2 separate regions of the Mus musculus genome follow, and region 1 is linked to region 2. Evidence: chromatin loops called from intact Hi-C (ENCODE). Cell type or tissue: heart. All regions are shown on one strand. Each heading gives the region's core, and the rest is flanking DNA. Links, peaks and the distances in the headings are about the cores only. Region 1 holds the start of Rce1 (Ras converting CAAX endopeptidase 1). Region 2 has its middle 12 kb from the start of Npas4.

Region 1 (8,332 bases), core at 87-8,086, 370 kb before region 2:
CGCGCGCATCCCCCGCACCTGGGCAGCTCGCTCTTCCACACGTAGAGGCTGCCCACGTAGGAGCAGGCGAGGCTGAAGCAGGAGAACACAGACACCCAGCAGCACAGCCCCGAGCCCGGGCCGCTCAGCGCGGCTGACTCGGGCTGCCGCTCTGGCCGCGATACCGACAGTAAACGCAGCCCGTCCCCGCCCAGCGCCGCCATCACGCCCGGACCCGTGGCGCGCGGCAGTGACGCGACGGCGTAGGTGACGTCAGGCGGCGGCGCGAGTTGTCGGGTCCCCCGGGCGCCCCTCCCCTTGCACGATAGTTGATACTTTGTGCTTGGAACGGCTTTATTGAAATACAGAAGTTGTGACACACGTGTCCCGGGCTTCCTTGGCTTGCTGGGCGTCTCAGAGAGAATGCTTAGGACCTGTGTCCCGGATTCAGCCACTCGGACAGATTGGATACCTCCTGTAGCCACAAGTCCTGCGGGAGCAGAGGAGGCGGTGGTGAGGACCCGGCGGTGGTAGCTCAGGCCCGCACCCGCCCTGCTCTCGCTGCGGTACCTCCAGGCCGCCCGCAGGGCTAGCTGCCTCTGCCGCCTGGGCCCTGCCGTGGGCCGCTTGGGTCTGCGATCCTCTAGCAGTGAGGGAGACCTCGGTGAGCTCGCGGTCGCGCGTGGCGGATTTTGGCGGGCTCCGGTCTCTTGCTGAGCCCAGAACTCGCGATTCTTCCCTGCCATGGTTGGGGCTGCCCCTCTTGGGCCTCTTGTTTTCTGCTTGCCCGATGGATTCTAGGAGAGAACAAGCCCATTTCATCTTACTCCCGAAGATTTGTGCCAATGCTACAGAGATTGTTGGGGCAGGGGTATCGTTCTAAATTAACTCTCCCGCTCCACCTTTCCGGATGAAAACATTTCAGTACCTGACCTCCCATGATAGGCGACATCTAACTTTCCGCCCAAACTAGGTGATATGCATTTCAAGTTCCTCTCTGAACCTAAGCTTTGCTTCGGGCAATAAGCAACTCAATCTCTCTCTGGTATTGTTCTAGGCAGTTACTACAGAGGCAGCTTTTTGTTGTTGATGTTCAGACAGACTCTCTTGAAACCCAGGCTAGCCTTAAAGTGATCATCTTGCTTCTAACACCCAAGTGCTGGAATTAGACACTCGTGAACATGCTTTAGCTCAGCGGTTCTCAACCTGCGGGTCGCACATCAGATACTTACACTGTGGTGCATAACAGTGGCAAAATGACAGTTAATTAGTAACACTGAAGATAACTGTATGGTTGGGGATCACCACAGCACGAGGCACTGTATTAAAAGGTGGCAGCGTCAGGAAGGTTGGGAACCACCATCACTAATCCGTAGTAGATCCAGTTTTGGAAGAACAAACACAGAGGAGGATCAAACTCGGTATTGACAAGCAAACCAACTCTGACACTGAGCTACATCCCCAGCCTCGCAGGTGCAGATTTACAGAGTCTTGCCTTGGCTGATTCCTCCTGAGTCAATGAATGCACGTTTCTCTGGAAAGGCTAATGTGCACATACTAAGTACAACGCACAAGTCCTATTGAGTAGCTTTAAAGTAGGAATGCATGCGGTTGCTACTCCAAGTCCCTCAATCACTGTGGAAGGCGGCCAAATCCCAGGTGGCAGCAGCATGGCTAAAGTGGAATGGGATCGTTGGATAGCTGGACCACTCCACACCATGAATTTTATTTCTCTGGTTTCAGTCCAGGGCTTACCCCCAAAGCTAGAAACTTACCTTCAGGGAATTCCTGGGCAATATTCTTGTGCTGGTCTTTGGTGTTCTGGGCTGAAATGTTTTTCTCTGGAGTCAGGTGCTTTAACAATTAGAAAGACCAAGTGAATTCTGCAGAAGTCTGAATGAACCTTAGTGAGACGTGTGGTTTGGTTTATATGGATGTTTTCACCCTCATCCTCCTAACTCAACAGTCTCTACTTGGCCTCCAGCTTTCAAAGCATCCCCCTTCTGTGGACCCTTGTACAACTCACACTGTAGCCATTCCCAGCATATCCCTGAACCTCAGGCTCTGAAGATGGCACTATTCATCATTTTTATGTGTTTATGCCCATCTTTCTACTCCAGGTTTACCATGTGTATTTGTAACTATGTGAATTATGTGTCTACAGGAGAGGTGGTCAGGTCCCCTGTAATTGGAGTTACACTTTGACAAGCTGCCTGATGTGAATACTGGGAACCAAACCAAACCAATAGCAGCATGGTCCCTCTTCCACACAGCCATTTCTCCAGTCCCTTTTTATTTAGTCTTGGCTGTCTGGAACTCAGTATATGGTGGAGAACAAGCTGGGCTTGAACTTGCAGAGATCCTCCTACCTTTGCCTCACAAGTGCTAGAATTAAAGGCATACACCACAATCCCTGGCCCTGTCTTTTTTTAAATTAAATTCTTTGAGACAGGGTCTCTTATATCCCAGAGCTGACCTTTAATGTCTGACCATCTGTCCCTCTATATACATGTACACTTAGTTAAAAATACATCTTTTAAAAAGTTGAAAAAAATGAGTGTTTGCATGAAAGCTGCAGGAGCACACTTCATAAAATGGCATAGTAGCACATATGTAATCCCAGCACTCAGGAGAGGGAGGCAGAAAGAGCAGGAGTTCAAGATAACCCTCAGCTACATAGGAAGATAAAAGCCATTCTCAGATACACAGTGAGACCCTCCTCCCCGCCCCCACTCCTGTAATGTCTACACCAAGGGGAGGGGAGAAGTAAGCCAATAGAAGGTGGGCGGGGCTTTGGGAGAGGAGCTGGGTTATGTGCGTTCAGCAGTCACAGTCTTGTTTTCAGTGTGATGGAGACCTCTGGGGATTGGGGGAGGAGCACACGGCACAGTGACTATCCTTAAAGCATCAAGTTGACACTTTCAAAGGGAAGTCTTAGGTAAGAATTACACCACAGTACTATGCATTCTATGATACACTGCTTCTTGTTTCCCCCTTTAAGACAGTTTTGCTAGATAGTTCTGTCTGTCCTGGAACTTACTATGTAGGCCAGGTTGTCACTCTGTCTCCTAAATGCTGGGATTAAATGTGAGAGCTACCTGGCATTCTCATTACAGATTTTTATGTTATAGGAGCTCTGCAGTTACAGTTATCATCATTTCTGGGGGATCCCACAGTCTCTCCTCAGATGCACTCACATGAGATTCACTGCATATTAATACAAATTCCAACTTCTAAGTAATTACATTCTGAGGAACACACAGGGGCAAAGATCACCCTCAAAATCCAGCAGAGTTTCGGTTCACTCTGGCCTGGGAAATCTTGCATAGCACACGTCTTTGTCCTTTTCCTTTTAGAAACTGGTCTTACAGAGGGGTGACCCACTTGAGATGGCTAACACTGTGAGCCTTGTATGCCTATCAGTATCTGGGCCCCAAGAGAGACAGCCCAGTCCTTTAGAGAACTGCCATTTCTCCTTAAACTATAGATGGGTTAATTCTATATCTGGTGAGTTGGCTAGTTACCATGGAAACAAAGTAAAAGGGGGGGAAAAAAAACTTGACCTATTGCCTTGATCATGTAGTTTGTAGCTGAAGCCACTGGGGGCCGCTATTGTGCCACCAATGAGTTAACACAAAGTGGCCTCTAATGAGGGAAGGACTAATGACAATGGATCTGTGCACACTCATTCCCTGGGCTTGCCACTCAGCCCTACAGAGGCACAATGTGATCAGGCTTTGAAACCCTGCCAGTTATTAGCCATGTAACCAGCAAGGTTTAGGTTTCACAGTTACCTTATTTATAAGGTGGAAGATAATGACCTAATTCAGAACATCTTTGTTGAGACGGAAATGGAAATACAGATTAGGTATTCTGTAAATACTCCTTTCTTTCAGCATCATTGAGTTAAGTGGGCCACAGATGGCCCTGAGGCTATGAGCCACCACTAGAGCCAAAAGGTAAAGAGCTCAGATCAGTTCTTTCCGACTTCACTGGGATGTCAGAGAGGTCCAAGCAGAAGATCTCAAGAAGCAGAAACAGCCCAGAACCTGAGGGGATCTCCTGGGTTCTAACGATGGCTCAGGCTGTGTTCTCAAGGTGTTCCTGGTTGAAGTGAATGAGGCTGCACCCTTTCCAGTTTGCCCACATCCTAACACCAAGAGCCTGTGAATGTGAGATTATTTGGAAAAAGGGTCTTTGTAGATATAATTAAGGATTCAGAGATAGGACCATACTGCATGCAGGACTCAGGCTGGGCCCCCCTAAATCAGAAACAGTTGGGTAGGAAAAGACTAGGTGAAGATGGGGGTAGAAACTGGAGTTATGTAAGCCACAAACTAGGAAACCAGAGAGACAGGATGGATTCTCTCCCAGTGCATCTAAAGGAAACACAGGCCTGCTCATGCCTCGATTTTGAACTTCTGGCCTCCAGCGCTATGACAGAATAAATGATGTTTTTAAGTCACTAAGTCTCTGGTAATGGCTTACAACATCTCTAGAGAACGAATACCGTGTTTAGAAGCTTCGCTTGCTTGAGGTGTGGCCATCAGCTCTCCAACTAGGTGAAAGCCAACGAGATTTAGTGAGGCCTGCACACAGGTTATGACAGAAGTTGTGAAGGGAGCGTTGACAGGCTCTGCTTTGTGGGCTGCCCTGCCTGAGCACCAGCACCCCTCCAACAGGTAAAAGGAGGTACAAAAGGGAGAACAAATGCCCACGCTGTCCTGAAGGTCCTGCTCTTTCTGAGAGTGGTGAGAGACAATGCGAGGGGCTGGAGAGAGCGCCTGCAGCTCTTGGAAAGGGCAGGAGTTTGGTTTCCAGGGTCTCACAACACCTATAACTCCGACTCCAAGAGATCACATGTGCGGATCAATAGTTCATTCCCTTTACGGTTGAACAGTGCTCAACTATATAGATCATCAACCTGTTGGGAGTTCTAACAAATACACAAACAGGCGGTGGTGGTGCATGCCTTTAATCCTAGCACTCGGGAGGCAGATGCAGGCGGATTTCTGAGTTCGAGGCCAGCCTGGTCTACAGAGTGAGTTCCAGAACAGCCAGGGCTATACAGAGAAACCCTGTCTCAAAACAAAACAAAACAAATACACAACAAAGAGACTATGACCATGGATGCACTTGTTTCAGTGTGACACAGTGGGTAGCTAGGCCAGATAAGCATATGTGTAACCCCCCAAACCTGTCAAGTTGTCTCCCAAAGGACTTCTTATCTACCCCCCCCCCTTTTTTTTTTTCAAGACAGGGTTTCTCTGTGTAGCCCTGGCTGTACTGGAACTCACTCTGTAGACCAGGCTGGCCACGAACTCAGAAATCTGCCTGCCTCTGCCTCCTGAGTGCTGGGATTAAAGGCGTGCGCCACCACCGCCAGGCTTCACCCCCTTTTCGAGATAGGGTTTCATCATGTTGCCTGGGTTTGGCACGGGCTAAACAGTCTTCCTACCTCAGCTGTCAGAGCTGGGGCTACAGGCACATGCCACCATGCCCATTGGCCTTTTTATTCCCCGAACATGTGATTTTTATGTGAATTTTCATACCCTGATTAATGGTTGTATGTATTTATTTGTGGATTCTGGGTTCTGTATGAGCACTCTTGCTAAGTGTGCTCACTTACTGAATAGAGTTCTATAACGAACTTTGTTTGACAAGTGGCCTGTACTTATTTTTAAACTAGAAATCCAGTTTCTTCCATAGACACAAGATTATCCCATGTCACAGGGGTGTCCCCTTAGTAAGTTACCCATTTCATCATTTGTCACATGTACTGCCAAATATGACCTTCTGAGAGTAATTTAAAAATACCGATGTCACATTTTTAATTTCTGATACCAATATATATCTCAAATATTGGTTTTGGTTTTTCAAGATCCTCTGTATTTTGGAACTCACTCTGTAGATCAGCCTGACCTTGGACTCACAGATATCACCTGCAATAGAGGCATCTTATAGTTAAACCAAACCAACCAACCTGAGACAAGGCATTCTTGCTCTGCAGCCCCATCTGGTCTTGAATTCACTATGTAGCCCAGGCTGCTTCAGACTCTCCATGCCCCAGCCTCACCCTCCTGGGTACTGGGGTTACAGCTGTGCACTGCAGGAAGCCCTCTTCCTCACTCTGGCTTACCTGCTTATTCCTTTATTAATATGATCAATGTGCTCTACCTTTTCCTTTCCATGGTTTTTCTTTATTTTTATTTCCTATTAACGTCCACATGGCTCTTTCTTATTTCATTTGCTCTGTTTGTGCAGCTTGCTCTTCTCGGTCCGTAAGAGCTTTGGCTGGCACGGCCGCCATGCTGAGGTAGGTCATCCTCTCCAGGCAGGACAACGTTAGCTACAGTCCACACATTCTGATCATCTGCATTTTCATTTCATTAAATTACTTCTAACTTTTCTTTGTCCTTTTTTTTTTTTTAAGATTTACTTACATTATGTATGTGAGTACACTGTCTTCTCTTCAGACACACCAGAAGAGGGCATCAGATCCCATTACAGATGGTTGTGAGCCACCATGTGGTTGCTGGGAATTGAACTCAGGACCTCTAGAAGTGTAGTCAGTGCTCTTAACCCCTGAGCCATCTCTCCAGCCCCTAACTTTTCTTTAACTTCATGTTTTATCTCATTTATCATTTATTTTACAACTACTATAAAATCTTTCAGATATGTTTCTGTTATTAGTTTTGTTTTAGTAATTCTAGTGTGGTCAAAATATACTTTGGAAGCTGGTGCTATGGTTCAGTGGGCAAAGGGTTTGTTACCAAGCCTTAGTTCCAATCTTGAGCCCACATGGTAGGAGAGGACAGATCCCTGCCAGTCATCACTCGGATTCCTACATACGACTGTAGCAAGTGTCACAGAGTAACATCAAACACCATGTACTTCAGAGCAAGCTGCCTCGCTGAATGAAGGCATTTGCCGATTGCCAATCCTCAGTACCCAAGTTCAAGCCCTGGAACACACACGGAACGAGGAGCAGCTTCTGCGAGTTGTCCCCTGGCCTCCGCACAAGTAGCTGTTAGAAATATTTTACACATAAATTTGTATAATTTTAAATACGTTTACATTGGGAGATATCTAATGTCTGGGAACGTAGTCTATTCTGATACAAAGATCTCTAAAGGCTGGACTACGCACTGCTCTGATATAGAAATATCTGATGGCTGGGATATGTTCTATCCTGCTGAATGTATCACGTGTGAATGAGGAACTGTATCTTACATGGTTGGACAAAGTGTTTTTATGAACAGCAATTAGGTCAAATTGATTGATAGCACTGTTAAAAACTTACAGACTTACTGATTTCCTATCTAGTCGTCCTGCCAGTTATTGAGAGAAGTATGTTGAAATCTCCAGATATAGCTTGTATTTAACTCCTTGCACTTAAGAGTTTCATTTTGTTTCCTGCATTTTAAAGCCTTAAACGGTCTGTGCATGTTTAGGACTATGGATGGCCCCTGGGCTGTGATGGTTAGCATGGATTCTTGGCTCCACAGTGGTTGGGGATGCACATTCAAATGATCTTTGTGGGTCCCCCATCCTTTTTTTGTTTTATTTTTCGAGACAGGGTTTCTCTGTGTAGCCATGGCTGTCCTGAAGCTAACTTTGTAGACCAGGCTGACTTCAAACTCAGAGATCTGCGTGCTTCCTCTGGGATTAAAGGCTCCTACACTGCCTGGCTTCCCCCTAGCCCACACATTCAGCATAACATTCAATATAGCCCACAAACTGTTGTATAAAATTGGATTTGTGTTTATAGTTTTTCCAAGTTAGAAGCTGTGTGTCTGAACACATTTAAGCTAGGCTGGGCTATGATATTCAGTTACCTAGGTGTATTAAGTGGGATTTAGTTGTGATTTTAACTTATGATGGGTTACTGCAATACAATCCAATTATCAGTTGAGGAATATCTGTAGTGTGTCGGGATCAACTGACTTCATTAGTATGAAGGGACCCTCTCTATTTTTATTATTATTTATTAATGTGTGTATGATGTGTGTGAGCACAGGCATGCTGGGGGATGGAGGACTAGCCTGTGGGGTCAGTTCTCTCTTGGTCTCTTGCTCTTTCTGCTATGCTGTGCTAGGTGATACACAAGTTTCTACCCAATTCTTCTGCCTTAGAAGTGCTGAGATTAAAGATATACACTACCACATATGGCTTTTTACGTGGGCTCTGGGAATCAAACTCTGGTCTGCAGACTTTCTCAGCAAGAACCTTATCCTGAGCCATCTCGCTGGCCCTGAAATGATCCCGTCTATCCTACATAGTAGTGTCCACTCTAAAACCTACTTGTCTGATGCTGATATCACCAGTCTAGCTCTAGTTTGTATTAATATGG
Region 2 (8,332 bases), core at 110-8,109:
CTTCGTTTCATTAATGAGCTGCTGTCTTCTCTGGCTTGTATTGGAGACCCCTGGGTAGGAGCTGTCACCTTTGTCTGCCATCAGCTCTGATCGAAGCATTCCAGGTATATTTGTAGGAAAAATTGAGAAGATGAAAAGAAGGAAGATAATTCTTCTCGGTGAAAAGAAGGCTGAAAGGGCATGGTTTGCCTTATTCCGAATGGAAGAGCCAGCAAGAAGGGGTTAGGGGTGGGCAGCAAGGTTAATCAGGTAAAGGCACTTGCTGCCAAGCCTGACAGCCTAACTTCAATCCCCAGGACCTCCATGGTGGAAGGAGAGCCGAAAGATGTCCTCTGACTGCCACACATAAACCACGGCACACACTCACTCACATGCATGCACACAGAGTAAATAAAAAAGCCATTAAAAAATTAAAAGAAGGGTCTGAATACATAGGATCTTCGCATAGAGACCGGAAGAGAGCCAAGGCAGGGTAGGCAAGAGGGTGGGGCCTGGAGGGAGGTCTTGCCTCTGTTACAGACTGTGACACTGCTGAGGTAAGGACTGCAGCCTCTCATGCCTCAGTTTACCAGTGTATTAAATAGAGTTGTGAAGAGGAGAATACAATTTGTGTTAGAGCTCTGACACAAGAGCCAGGTGAACTAATTTGTCAAAACACTCAGAACAAAGCCATAGGCACGGAAGGAACGGAGTAAGTGTTGGAGAATGCACGGGGAGTGGCCATTGTCTTAAGGAAACTATCGTTTTGAATGCAGTCAGACAGAAGTGGCTCGATGGGTTCATAGCCCTGGGTGCTTCCTGAAACCCTCCTTATGGAGGTGGCCAGAATAGGTGCTGTTCTCCGAATAAACGAACAAAGAAGTCAATGAGCCTTAGGAAACTGAGGTACGCATACCTAGTGACCCTGAGGGTCTGGGTTCAGACCCTTCCTGTGTGTCAGCAGGCATCCCATATCCCTCCAGTACAGAACAGAACATCCAAGACCAGTCCCAGTGTGTTCTCCAGGGGCCAACAATTGCAATCCTTGGCCATCTTTCATGTTCTTACCCAGCTTAAATTCTGGCTCCTGTTTCTCAGAGTTGCTTCTGACTGGTGCCTCCTCACTTCCTCTTCTACCTAGGTACACACAAACCTGCAGGCCACCACAGACCGAAGCTTTACACTTGTCTGTAATATCACCTGCGTGTACCCAGTGACATGGAGCCTACAGGTGAGCAGATGTCCATGCCTTGTGTGTCTGGTGTAGGGATTGGGTCATTAGAATCCCAGAGCAGACATGACATGGGCTCATCACTCCTATTGGCCCTAGGTATGCAGAGGGCAGGGCATCTTCAGGGAGGCCAAGCGGGGCCAGGAAAGACAGAGGGGCTTTAAAAATCAGGAGATCAGAAACAGTCAACAGGCCTGGTCCAGAGTCAGGAAGAAATCCCTAGGAGCCACAGAGAAGAGACTCCAAGAGCAGAGAGCTGGGGACACCCCCACCCCTGCAAGTGTTGCAACCACAGTTGGTTGAGCTGTGGCAAGAAGCAGAGAAGCAGCTGTTCTGGCCCATTGCTGGAGAAGCTTCTGGAACAAGGAAGAAATGAACACTATGTGGGGGAGGAGGGGACACCAGGAAGCTGCGGAGGAAAGGACCATCTGGTGAATGGGAGAGCTCCTGAGTGGCCCAGCCCTGGCTGGGGATGAAGAGGAAGTGAGCTTAGCCTCAGTGCCAGCAGCTTGTGTTTGAGGCAGAGTCCCAGGCTGGAAAGTCAAGAGACATGGATTCTGGACCTAACTCTGTCCACTGGGGCTATCAAGCTAGCCCCTTCTCCTCTAAGAGCCTCACTTTCCCTATTTGCAATGTGCAAGAACACCAGAACACTTGCCCTGAAAAGATCATCCTCCTATATCTGGCCTCCCGAGCATGCCTGTCCAGGTTCCACTTGGCCCTGTGCCCCTCAGGCTTTGGAATTTGAATACTGCAATACTAAAACCCAGTTTTGGGAGAAGTCAAGCCCGTGTGCACAGTGCCAGGGTCTGAAAGGACCTAAAGTCTTCCAGGGGACCACGCCTCACGGTCGGCTCTGGATGAGCAGGGTCACCTGGGAGTCCTGAACAACAGGACTGTCTGGACTTGGGGAAAGGAATGCTTTCCGAGGCTGTAGCTCAATGGAAAGCAAGCAGTTCGCTGACTTTCCCCCTCATTAGATCCAACCTAGCCAGGGTCATTCTTACAGGTCTGTGCCTGCTTCACCAGGGGACTCACCATTGGAGGAATCTGATGGAGTCTGAAATGCACAGAACAAGACCTCAGAGCAGTCTGCACGGCCTGTGTCGGAAGTAACTACCATCTGTGGTTCCCTTCACTTCAGTCTTGTGGAAGGAAGACAATCCTCTCAGCATGGTCCCTCAGAGACTCTCAGAGGCCCAACTGAAGTGGGTGACTGAGGGCACAGAGCAAGGTAACCCAAGGGCCATGTCCACACTCGAGAAGTAGATCCTGAAACGGGTCTTTGATTCACACACAGCGCAGTGAGCCTAAGTATTTTTCAAAAGCTGGACTCAAAAGAGTCCAGGAGGCAGAGTTCTGGGTTCTAACCTTAGCAACAAATATATTGTCTTGCCTTGTGACCTCGGCAAATGATGTCTCTTTGAAGACTGCCTTAGTTTTCCCTTTGTGCATTGAAGGTGTGGCCCTGGCAATGGGCGCCCATTGGAAACACCATTCAAGCTCCAGAGAGCTACACCCAGAACCACAAATGTTGATCTAGATCAGATCCACTCTGAGCCCCTAACCCTGGTCTAGAGTGGAGACCTGCAGATGTCTGGAAATTGCACATCTCCTTCAGAATGGCCAAGTATGTCATGTCCTCTGTCAGGGTATCATCAGGACTGGGCAGAGGGTCCAAGGGGCTGGGTCCACCTGGCTCTGGGGAGTGTCCAGCAGGGCCACATTCCCATCCAGAAGCCAAGTGGCACTTGCAGACAGTCTAGGGGAGGTTTGACTCCAGAAAGTTTCAGAGAGCTGGTGGGCTGCAAGAAGCCTTCGATGGATGCAGACGCTTGTAAGCAGCAACCTGGTTGTCTGGTCATGAAGTCCATGGGGTCCAGAAGTTTGTCCAGGATAGCCATTGGTCCAGAGAACCCACCTAAGATCTGGATGTTGCTGGGAAGAAAAGATAGCACAGCTGGTACCAAGATGGAATTGCCTCGCCCTTGGCTGGGTGAAGGACAAGGGACAAAGATGAACACAGTATTATCTGTAGTCACAGGTGACTGATTCCAGGCCAGGAAGCCAGGCTCCCTGGTCTCAGGCCTATTCCTCCAGGAATTAGCCATGGGACTCTAGCCAATCATTACTCTTCTCTGTGCCTCAGTTTCCCTTTCAGTTTAATGAGAGAGTTGAGTTTTCCTGAGATCCCAATCTACTTTAGACTAAGCCCCAGGCTTAATCAGGATGCTGAAGGGAGGCCCGAGGGCCTTGAGGTCCTCACCTGGCGTTGTCTCTCTGTGGCCTTGTCCGTAGTAGTATCTCCAAGCACGGATAGGCCTGGCATCTTGTTTGCTTCCAAGGTTTCTATGAGACAGTCTCCTCTGTTGGGGGCGGGGGGCGAGGGGTTAAGGGCAAGACCTCCTCTCTCCAAGGTTAAATGTCTCCCACAATAGTGGAGGGCATTAAGATGGGCATGGGGTGGGGCGATGGCTCCGGGGGGCTTCCAAGGCCGGCCAGGACTCTACCGCTCAGGGGCGGGGGAAGCTCCTGAGCACTGGCGAAGCCGCCACTCTGCCAGTTGCCTTAAAAAGGCGCCAGCGCGCGCGCATCAGCAGAAGGGCTGCGGCTCTCTTCCAAAATAGGCAAGAACTGGGAGGCCGCGAGAGAAGAGCTGCGAGGAGCACAGACGTCACGCAGGGCCTCCCTCCTCCGGGCCACCCCACTCTGTCTGCATCACATTGCCATGGCAACGGAGTGTCGCGGTTAGCAGATGAATGAGCTGCAACAAGCAGAGGAGCCCGCAGGGACGCGCGCCCCCTCTGCGGTCAAATAACAAGACTGCAGAATGAATGCAGAAACTACCAGAAAGAAAGAGTGCCGTGACCCACCCATTCCCCACTGATCCTACTGCGTCCCAGAGGCCTGGGGGCTATTGGGCCTAGACATCTCTGACCTTATGGTTCATTGCTTCTCTCTTCCCAGGGTTCCCCTTTCCTCAGTCAGTTTCCTAAATCTGTGGAAAACCTGACAGCCTGTCTCTTAGCGCCCCTGTGTGAAGGATCATGATGCTGCGGCAAGTGTTTGTGACTGGGGTTCTCGCCGTCTATGTCGCCCTCTGGCGTTCGCGCGGGAGAAAACATTGGCGTTAATGAAGTTGTGGGGAGGATTCAGAGATAATGAATGGCATATATAGTACGAAGGTAAGTGCTGCTCCACACTGCTTCATTTCATTCTCAAATCATCTCCAATGCAGATTACTACTATTGTAACCATTTTACAGGGGAGAAAAATCGAGGTTGAAAGACCGGGCAAGTTTACCCAAGAAATTCCAGCATCAAGGGGCGATGCCCCCAGAACTCATCACAGAATTAAAAAGTGCTTGTGAGCCGGGTGTGGTGGCGCACGCCTTTAATCCCAGCACTCGGGAGGCAGAGGCAGGCGGATTTATGAGTTCGAGGCCAGCCTGGTCTATAAAGTGAATTTCAGGACAGCCAGGGCTATACAGAGAAACCCTGTCTTGAAAAACAAAACAAACAAAAAAAAGTGCTTGTGGCCCTCTTAGTTTCACGTCTGCGGCCTCTTGACCAGCCTCACAGTCCCTTGGGATAAGCAAGATGGAACTCCTTAAAATTATTGCCGTTTCACCTGTAAGACTGACACTCATAGAAGTGAATGGCTTGCTGGAGAGTGTGGGGCCCAGGTCTCTAGACTACTGATCTTAGAATTGGGGACAAGGAAACTGAATGAAGCCTACCACTTCTGTGAGACATTACCCTTTAGGAGAGAGAGCGTGGAGTTCTTCATTAATAACACAGAGCTCTGATCAGAAGAGGGGCAAGGAACTCTGTCTCTTTCCTTCCATGGAGAGCAATAATTGTGTATGTGCCATGTGTCATATTTTAGTGTGGTTGTTTTACAATCCTACCTGCTTGCTTATCCTGGATGCTCTACAGAGCCCCTCCTGCCTTCGGATGATGTTTTGAACAGACCTGCCTTGATACCAGTGGGTAGCTCTGCCCAGACCCGACACTTCCTCGCTATCCCTGCACAGACACTGATCTGCAAGTCTCTGGGTGTCAGCTTTGGTCTTACTAGCTTGTATTTGGAGCATCATCCAGTTTTCTTGTAAACTTTGGCCACGTGATTAGGGCTTTTATTATCTAGTGAGGTCTTGGCGTGAGGATTCATAGAGACTCAAACCCCATGCCTTCCTTGGTGCTTCCCATTCTTTGTTAAGTTACCCTGCTTGTCCTGGCACCCATTATGTAGACCAGGCTGACCACAAACTCAGAGATCCACCTGCCTCTGCCTCCTGAGTGCTGAGATTAAAGGCGTGTGCCATCATGCCTGGCTCCTCCATTGTCTTATTTTTTTTTAAGATTTATTTATTTTATGTATATGAGTACACTGTAACTGTTCAGATGGTTGTGAGCCTTCATGTGGTTGTTGGGAATTGAATTTAGGACCTCTGCTCACTCCAGTCCTCGATCAGCCCCCTTCATTGTTTTTTTAAATGTTATATTTAAAAATATGTATTTATTTTTGTTTTAAATGTGTGAGTGTGTGCCTTCATGTGTCTATGTATGCAGTGACCATGGAGGGCCAGAAGAGGGCATAAGATGAAACTGGACAGCTAAGAGTCGCCATATGGGACAAAAAAAAAAAAAAGAGTAGCCATATGGGACTGGCAAGATGGCTTAGTGGGTAAGAGCACTGACTGCTCTTCCAAAGGTCCTGAGTTCAAATCCCAGCAACCACATGGTGGCTCACAACCACCAGTAATGAGATCTGTTGCCTTCTTCTAGTGTGTCCTGAAGATAGCAACAGTGTACTTATTTATAATAATAAATAAATCTTTGGGCCAGAGCGAGTCTTAAATTCAATTTCCAACAACCACATGAAGGTTCACAACCATTTGTACAGCTACAGTGTACTCATATACATAAAATAAATAAATCTTTTTTTTTTAAGAGTCATCCTGTGGCTGTGGGAATAGAACCCTGGTCCTCTGTAAGAGCAGTAAGCTCTCTTAACCACTGAACCAACCTCCAGCCCTTCCCCATCTTAGTATTTTTAACTCATGCACTTAGGGGTGGTGAGGCTCTGATTCAAACCACCAAAAGGAATGCAAGGGGCTGGTTGGCATCAAGGATGAGGCACAGCTGGTGGCTTTGAGAAAGGGGACATTTACAGTGACACATCAGGTATGAGGAACATCCATCCCCACGTGGTGACAATAACTGAATTTATCAAGCAGAGTCTGAACTTCCAATCCTGTCAGAAGCCATCTTACTGCATCTCAGGGAATACACCAATGTACCAACTCCCTTTTTCAGCCGCCATACCTTTGCTTTGTTCCCCGTTCTTCCTCAGTAGGATTCTCTACCAATTCTGGAGAGCTGGGAATATCCATTCAGGAGTAACCTTTATCCAGACACCGCAGATATAACCTCAAGGGCCTCTCCTGAATGCTTTCCTCCCATTCCCTTTGAGTGCTTTCCTGTCACCCTGAGGTGTTTTCTGGCTCCAGCCACAGTTTCTCTTGTAGGGGCTGTGGTTACAGTCGCCTTTATAACTCCTCCTGCAGGCTGCTATTTGGGTCTTCTGGGACATTTATGGGTTTTGAAAAAGATAAAAGGACAGTGCAGATTGGTGTTGTTGGTAAATGTCATCCTTGGCTTGCAATGGTCAACTGTAATTTTCCACCAACATTGCATCTCTGCTGCAGAGAATCTCAATTTGCCCCAGGCCTAGGTTTTTAGCCAGGTCTATCAGCAGCTGTTGCCGTTGACCTATAGAGTATCAGACAGGAGCTACTTCCAGGACAAAGTATTTACACTAGTCCATGACTCAGAGGTCACAGTCCATCCTAGTTAACTTTGCCAAATTGACACAGTCATCTGAAAGGAGACAGCCTCAGCTGAGGAACTGCCTGCATCCAACTGGTCTGTGGGCGTGGCTATGGGGGGATTGTTGTGATTATTAATTGAAGCAGAGGTCTCAGCCCACTGTGGGTGGCACCACAGGCAGCTGGCCCTGTGTTGTATAAGGACGCCAGCTAAACATGAGTCCTGGGGCAAACCAGCCATGTTCCTCTGCGGCTTCTATGCTGAGTTCATTCCTACCTTGAGTTTCTGCCCTGACTTCTTTAGTGATGTACTAGGACCTGGAAGTGTGGGATTCCCCTAAATTGCTTTTGGGCAGAGTATTTCATCACAACAGAAAGGAAAGCAGAACAGAGTTCATGGCAGGGAAGGAATGTTCATGGTTACAGTGTATCGTCAGTCAGGAGCCCTGAAGTTTGGGCTGGAACCAGCTGCAGGTGACAACCCAAAAGGCCCACAGGACTAACCTCTTCCAGGTAGACCCCTCTTCCTAAAGGTTGCACAATCTCCCCGACAGAGAACACTTGGAGATCAAGTGTTCAAATATCTAAGCCCTAGGTAGGAGAGATATATTGAAACCATATCACAAGGGTATGTGTTTTGGCTGTGACTGCTTAGTTCTAGTTTCTATTGGCAGGGTCAGGGCTAACCCTTTGTCGGTAGGGGTCATGTCTAGTAAATTCTTACAATTCAACCATTATAAGCCAACACGTTGCAATTAGACTACTGGTGAGAGACTATTTTTTCCATATTATACCTGCAATCAGTTAATTGCCAATCTTTGTGACACTGGGCAATTTTGATATGTTAGTTACTAAGTTTTGTATCAGTTAGCTATGACTTTGTAACAAATATCCCTGCTCCAATATTGTAGCTTAAAATTCTTCTGTGTTTTTTGTTGTGGTGGTGGTGGTAGTGATTTTGTTTGTTTTTGATTGGTTTTTGTTGTTGTTTTGGCTGTTTGGTTGGTTGGTTGGTTTGATTTTTCAAGACAGGGTTTCTCTATGTAGGCTGTCCTACAACTCTCTCTGTAGACCAGGCTAGCCTAGAACCCATTCCTCTCTCTGTAGACCAGGCTAGCCTAGAACCCATTCCAATGCTCCTGTCTTCTGTGTACTTGGATTAAAGGCAGGCACCACCACTGCCCAGCCAAAATTCTACACATTTTTCCTTACATAAAAGCATGTAAATTAGCTAAGAAAACTTTCGAGTCTCAGATATATTCACTGTGGTCAGTTGTGCACTAGCTAGG

Evidence for each region. Peaks named below come from ENCODE experiments on the same cell type or tissue, not always from the same donor. Only the 100,000 strongest peaks of a DNase experiment are listed, where the experiment ranks them.
Region 1: it touches region 2 in a loop (4-fold over the local background); 4 of 42 quality-filtered maps call a loop at or near these places.

What each region holds. Positions count from the first base shown.
Region 1 is chr19:4,625,415-4,633,746 of GRCm38, forward strand. Rce1 (Ras converting CAAX endopeptidase 1) reads right to left here and starts at 231. Exons shown (of 8, transcript NM_023131.2): 1 at 19-231. The coding sequence starts at 203. Gm960 (predicted gene 960) reads right to left here. Exons shown (of 15, transcript NM_001033447.3): 14 at 1,755-1,833; 15 at 427-776. The coding sequence ends at 427. In heart, for the core only: a CTCF peak has its summit at 3,588; a DNase peak (open chromatin) is centred at 227; H3K4me3 peaks cover 1,741 bases; H3K27ac peaks cover 1,121 bases; H3K27me3 peaks cover 113 bases.
Region 2 is chr19:4,998,025-5,006,356 of GRCm38, forward strand. It overlaps a transcript of Npas4 not described here. Among named protein-coding and RNA genes, the nearest start is that of Npas4, 12 kb to the left of the region's middle. In heart, for the core only: CTCF peaks have their summits at 4,296 (motif pointing left) and 5,773 (motif pointing right); DNase peaks (open chromatin) are centred at 3,947 and 4,317; H3K4me3 peaks cover 1,774 bases; H3K27ac peaks cover 1,829 bases.